2 separate regions of the Homo sapiens genome follow, and region 2 is linked to region 1. Evidence: chromatin contacts called from ENCODE Hi-C or POLR2A ChIA-PET data. All regions are on one chromosome and are shown on one strand. The core of a region is the stretch at or near the end of the contact, and the rest is flanking DNA. Distances in the headings are between cores, read along the strand shown. Region 1 holds the start of MIR22HG (MIR22 host gene). Region 2 holds the start of CYB5D2 (cytochrome b5 domain containing 2).

Region 1 (2,707 bases), core at 84-2,583:
TGAACGCAGGCTCAGAATTTTGGAGCTCCAAGTGAACCTTATCAATTACCTGATGGAGTGCGTATTTAACAGAAGGAAGGATCTCACCCTCCAGCCTCATCATTCCTGCTTAGTTACCCTCAGCCCCTATTTGGAGCTGAAGGAAAAGGCATGGATTTCAGTCCACATGTTCCTCTTTGGGGGACTTGCGGGGATTGATAAGGTAGGGCAGGTCTCCGGCTTGCCCCTTTAAAAACGCCGACCAGCAGCTTTTGCCAAGTCACTGGGTTCATTTCACTTTTTGCCCATCCCCCGCTCATCTAGACTCTGATTGGCCCCTGGGGAAGGAGCAGCCTGCTCATTGGTCTCCACCTTCGAATCTCTTCCCTAAGTAGGCCTGAGTCAGTGAAGAGCTTTGGAGGGCGGGACTGAATGGGGGTTAATCAGAGGATGCGATTGCTGACCCTTTGCACTTTGGCATGGCCCATCCCCTAATTTCTGACCAGAAGCCCTCCCTCTACCCTAAGGTGAGGACTGTGCTATGAATCTTTTGTTAGAAAGCTACCTCTTGGGAGGCTCTGGGGGCTCTTCTGGGACTGGGAAGAGACATCCAAGAAAAAAAGCCTCCTGTGGTTAGGAAGAGCCCCCAGGAGGAGTGGGCTGGGCGAGGCGAGCACCCTCCCTCCTCCAAAAACCCTGGAGAGCTCTCCAACGGCAGTCTCTGCTGCCCTGGGGGCTGACGCTCTGCCCACTCCTGCTCCTTGGTCCGCTCCACCTTTCCTTAAAGAGCTATAGCGTCCCGCAGAGGCCGGCGAGTCAGTTTGGGGAATGTCTAAAAGAAGCACTCACGACTCCAACAAGGAGGGGCTGTCGCCCTTTAAGGACTTCCCCGGGCTGGATTCCGAGCTCAGTTTAAAAATGCCAACTCACAGAGCGCGCTGGGTTCTGGGAACGACGGTGTCAGGCTGAGAACTACACGGACCAGCATGCATTGCAAACGCAGACGCCGTGGCTTTCGCCTGCTCTTTAGGACTCTCGTTTGACGTAGCGCTTTTCTAAGCGGGTCGCTGACGCGGAGGGCTGGGCCACACCTGTCCGTCTATTGGCCGGCTCCTCAGTGGGTGGGCGTGGCTTCGTGCAATTCCGCCCGGCAAAAGGGTGGCCTCCTTGCCAATCAGAGCCAGGGCGCCCGGAGAGGCGGGACCAGGGCGAGGCCCCGTCGGCCCCCGGGTGGGCGGGGCCACGTTGCCCAGCAGTGGGCGGTGATTGGCCCCGGGCCGTGCATTCGCAGCTCGTGCGTCACGACGCCGCCAGCTGATCGGAGCCTGGAGCCGGTGTGTGCTGGGTGCCGAGAAGAGACAGCGCCGCCGGCCGTGGGGAGCGGACGCAGTGATTTGCTCCCCCTCGTGCAGCAACCCCCACACCCAGCACCAGGTGGGTGTGAGCTGGCGACCCGGTCACGCAGCGGGGAGCCGCGGTAACGGGATGGAGGGTGAAAGTGGGGTCCGGGCGGCCACACCCAGCCCTTCCGGGAGGAGAAGGGGCGGCGGGGGCAGGGGCGCCTCGGGGAGAGGGGCCTGGACTGGCCGGGTTAGTGTGTCAGGAGCTACGAGGAAAGAGTCTGGGACGGGAGTCGTGGCGGAAGGGCTGGCGGAGTGGCGGGGGGCGGGGGGAGAGCCGAGGGGCCGGAGGGCCGGGGGCGGCTCACCCGGCGGCCCCCGGTCTGAGGATACAGGGGCCGGCCATCTAGCCTGGGGAGGGTCTGGACCCCCCGAGCGGGCGGCGAGGAGGTGCTTTGCCTCTGCCGGCGTTCACTGGGTCAGGGCCAGTTCAGCGCCCTGGCAGGGAAGGGGTCGCTGGGCGGGCCGGCCCCTCCTCTCGTTCTCTCCAGGGGATGTTATGTAAGGGGGGAGGGGAGAGGAGTAGGGGGCGGCGGTGCCGGGGCCTTATGCAACCCAAAGGTTAGGGTTTCACCGTGGTTGGGCGGGGGGAAGAGGGCAAGAGGAGGGCCTGGAAACTCTAACCCCCGCTCCCCAGACTAACTGGCCGTCTTGGGCCGAGAGAAGGTCACCTCTGCACCTCCCCCCAGCCTGTCCGATTGTGAGGCCCCTAGCCCAGGCCTGGCCCTGACTGCCTGGGAAGCCGGCTGGCTGGGTGGGGCGCCTGGGTTAGTCATCACTGGGCTGCCTCTCTCCCCACCTCTCGGCCAACTCTTGGCCCCTCCCCATGGCCTCCGGCGAGGCTGTCACCCCCACCTCCCTCCGGCCCTGGTTCCAGCCTCCAACTCCTTTGGCCTGTCATCCTGGCTGTCAGATTGGGCTAGGAGCTGTCAGAGTGCCAGAGGGTTGATGGAGCAGCTGGTCAGAGGGTCAGTGCCCTGGGCCCACCCCGCCCTGCAGCCAAGGGCACCTGCTTGGCACAGACTCTCAGCAGCTGCTGAGTCCTCTGGGTTGAACAGAGCTATCTCAGACAGAGGAAGGTCGGACGGAGTTGGACTGGTCACCCAGGGGAAGGAAGATACACAAAGTTCATGCCTCCCAAGAGGGTTTCGGAATTTGAACCGCACCCCGTATCCCCCAATCTTTCTTACCCTCTGAGTATAGAAATTCCAAGGCAAGACCGCCTTGGCCCCTCAGCCTGGCGTGGGCCATGCCCTTGGACTGAGTGTCAGCACGGACCCGCCCTCCCCAGCTCACATCCCCCGAGCCTGCCACGCCCCCAGCCCCCT
Region 2 (2,700 bases), core at 86-2,585, 2.4 Mb before region 1:
GACCAAATGTACTATATGACGGGCCATAAAGGAATAAAGTATTGATGCATGCTCATAAACCATGGATGAACCTTGAAAACACTATGCTTAGGGGTGGGGGGAAGAAAGATTATTTGGGACCAGGGCATAATGAAGAGATGGTTGGAATTATTAAGGAAACTGTGAGGGTAGGGGCGGGGCGGGATCTCGTTTATCTGTGCCCTAAGAGCCCCCACAAAAGTCCGGCACACAGCCCGTATCCTAGGGCTTCCGACGCTGGGTAATGGGTAACAAGAGACAGAAGACATGTTTCTCCAATGTAAGTCACGCAGGGCGGTGGTGGATGACAGAGCTGGCCCACAGTCCCGCCAGAGCCAGAGAGCCTAGAAGGATAGTGCATGCAGCTCGTCCCGCCCACCGCACGGGTTTGATGGATGTGGGGTGGGGATGGGGGGGGAAATAGATGAATAATGAACCAACGAACGACGCGCAGGTGGCTACTGGCTCGCGCCAGCGGAGAGAAAGGCGTGAGCAGCCTCGCTGATACCTGCGAAGCCGCTATAGTGGGACCCAGGCTCGTAGTGCCTCCGGCCGGAGGACACATCGTAGACACGGCCGAGCAACGCCAAGTACAGGCCCGGGTCCCCTGGGCCGCCGCGGTAGCGAGACAGCTCCTCCGGTATGAAAAGGCGAAAGCCAGCGCGGGGACCCCACCAGCCCATAAGCCGTGCTGCCATTACCGCTGCTGCGGCTACAGCCAGGCCCAACAAAAGCCCACGGCCTCCGCACCTCAACATCTATATAGGCCCACCCGCTCCGCACTTCCGAGGTTGCCGCCTCTATCTACAGCTAAGATGGCCGAGACGCCGAGCGTGACGTCATCGGCGCGCGCGCTCTCGCTCTCTCTCTCGCGCGCTAGTGCTCGCGCTCCCTCCCTTAGTCTCTCTCGTTTTATCTGTATTCCTGGCACTGGCGAAAAGCTCGCTGTCTGCGACTTTTTCCAGGTACTTTTTTTTTTTTTTTCTGAGACAGAGTTTTAGCTCTTGTTGTCCAGGCTGGAGTGCACTGGCGGAATCTCGGCTCACTGCAACCTCCGCCTCCCGGGTTCAAGCGATTCTCCTGCCTCAGCCTCCCAAGTAGCTGGGATTACAGGCACGCGCCCCCACGTCCGGCTAATATTTTGTATTTAGTAGAGACAGGGTTTCACCACGTTGGTCAGGCTGGTCTCGAACTCCTGACCTCAGGTGATCCACCCGTCTCGGCCTCCCAAAGTGCTGGGATTACAGGCGTGAGCCACCGCGCCTGGCCCTTCTCGTACTTCTTGGCTTGCAGGTTGTCAGCCCCAACAAAGATGGCGGCAGCGGAGGCTACGGAATGACGTAGATACTGAGACAGACTCGTCCTCTGGGAAATCAAGGTTGCACCCTTTGAGGCGGCGCTCCCCGCCTAGCTGTCGTGAGTTGGTAGAGGCCGCCTATCTACGTGACGGCGCCTTTGCGACAGCGGTCGTCGCTTGACGGCCAGGAAGCCGGAAGCCGCAGGGGCCGCCGTCGTCTCCTCCGCGTCCCCGCCCGCCAGCTGCTGTCGGAGGTTGACAGGTCGAGGCGGGGAGGCGGCGGCGGCGGCTGCAGAGCCAGGCGCCCAAGACGGAGACCCCATGGGGAACGCTCCGAGTCACAGCAGTGAAGACGAAGCGGCAGCTGCCGGTGGCGAGGGCTGGGGCCCACACCAGGACTGGGCCGCGGTCTCGGGCACGACCCCCGGCCCGGGCGTCGCGGCTCCAGCGCTACCACCCGCCGCGGCGCTGCTGGAGCCGGCCAGGCTGCGAGAGGCTGCTGCAGCGTTGCTGCCCACACCCCCCTGCGAGTCGCTGGTGTCGAGGCATCGCGGCGCGTTGTTTCGCTGGCTGGAAGAGCGGCTGGGCCGCGGCGAAGAGTCTGTCACTCTGGAGCAGTTCCGGGAGCTGCTGGAGGCTCGCGGCGCCGGCTGCTCTAGCGAGCAGTTCGAGGAGGTCAGGGCCGGCAGGCGACTGCGGGGATGGGGCAGGGCGGTCGCCCCCAGGGGACTGAAGGAAGAGGTGGGCATTTGCTTTGGAGAGGCCAGGCGGGGACCCATATGAGGTGTTTCCAGCTTTTCACCAGGCGTTTGCTTCGTTTCTCTTTAACCTATGTTAGAGGTCTGGAAAGTCTGCATCAGGCCGTCCTTGCTCTGAAGAGCTGGACAAGCCCATATGTCTCTCTCTGTATGTTGTAATGCAGACCTTTGTGCAGTTGATTGACGCTACTCTGGAGATCTTCTATCAGATTCTCGAACAGTTTGGAGAGAAAAGAGATGTAAGGATAGGAGGAGTGGCGCTGAGAACCATTTTTTGTATTGTCCTGTCCAGGTTTTTACACAGCACCTTCCCAATTCAGTGTGGGCGCCGAATAAGTGTGGAAAGACAGTAGTAACATGCTGGAAAGGCTCACATTCTAAAACCTATCCTCCTCATGCAAAAACTAGCTTTTCTAAAATACATACTGGTTTGTAGATCCTTAAAGAACCATATATTAGACTCATTTAAACCTTCATAGGATCCGAAACTGATAGGCAAATACCAGGTTTCCTGTGAATACTTGTAATTATGCAGTTCTTCATATAATCACCAAGATCATGTCTGCTAAGTCATTAAGAGAGCAAATTGATTTGGCAACAAAATATTTTCCTTGGAAGGCATTTTGG

Evidence for each region. Hi-C counts contacts between places; a loop is a spot of excess contacts on that map. ChIA-PET counts read pairs that join two places held with the same protein, here RNA polymerase II (POLR2A). Pooled maps may share reads with other maps.
Region 2: a loop to region 1 is called in a map of CD8-positive, alpha-beta T cell, with 11 times the contacts of the local background. The contact joins the promoter of CYB5D2 here to the promoter of MIR22HG in region 1. A Hi-C loop is called at or near these places in 1 of 168 maps with a recorded cell type or tissue (CD8-positive, alpha-beta T cell) and 9 of 50 pooled maps. POLR2A ChIA-PET finds 5 or more read pairs at or near these places in 2 of 52 experiments (CD4-positive, alpha-beta T cell and GM10248).

Annotation. Positions count from the first base shown.
Region 1 is chr17:1,714,836-1,717,542 of GRCh38, reverse strand. MIR22HG (MIR22 host gene) reads left to right here and starts at 1,333. Exons shown (of 3, transcript NR_028505.2): 1 at 1,333-1,413. It also overlaps a transcript of WDR81 not described here. RefSeq lists an enhancer at 545-1,186.
Region 2 is chr17:4,141,832-4,144,531 of GRCh38, reverse strand. CYB5D2 (cytochrome b5 domain containing 2) reads right to left here and starts at 1,335. Exons shown (of 4, transcript NM_144611.4): 1 at 527-1,335. The coding sequence starts at 776. It overlaps ZZEF1 (zinc finger ZZ-type and EF-hand domain containing 1), which reads left to right and starts at 1,502. Exons shown (of 55, transcript NM_015113.4): 1 at 1,502-1,990. The coding sequence starts at 1,637. RefSeq lists enhancers at 487-1,066, 637-1,189, 1,217-1,526, 1,190-1,741 and a silencer at 1,607-1,776.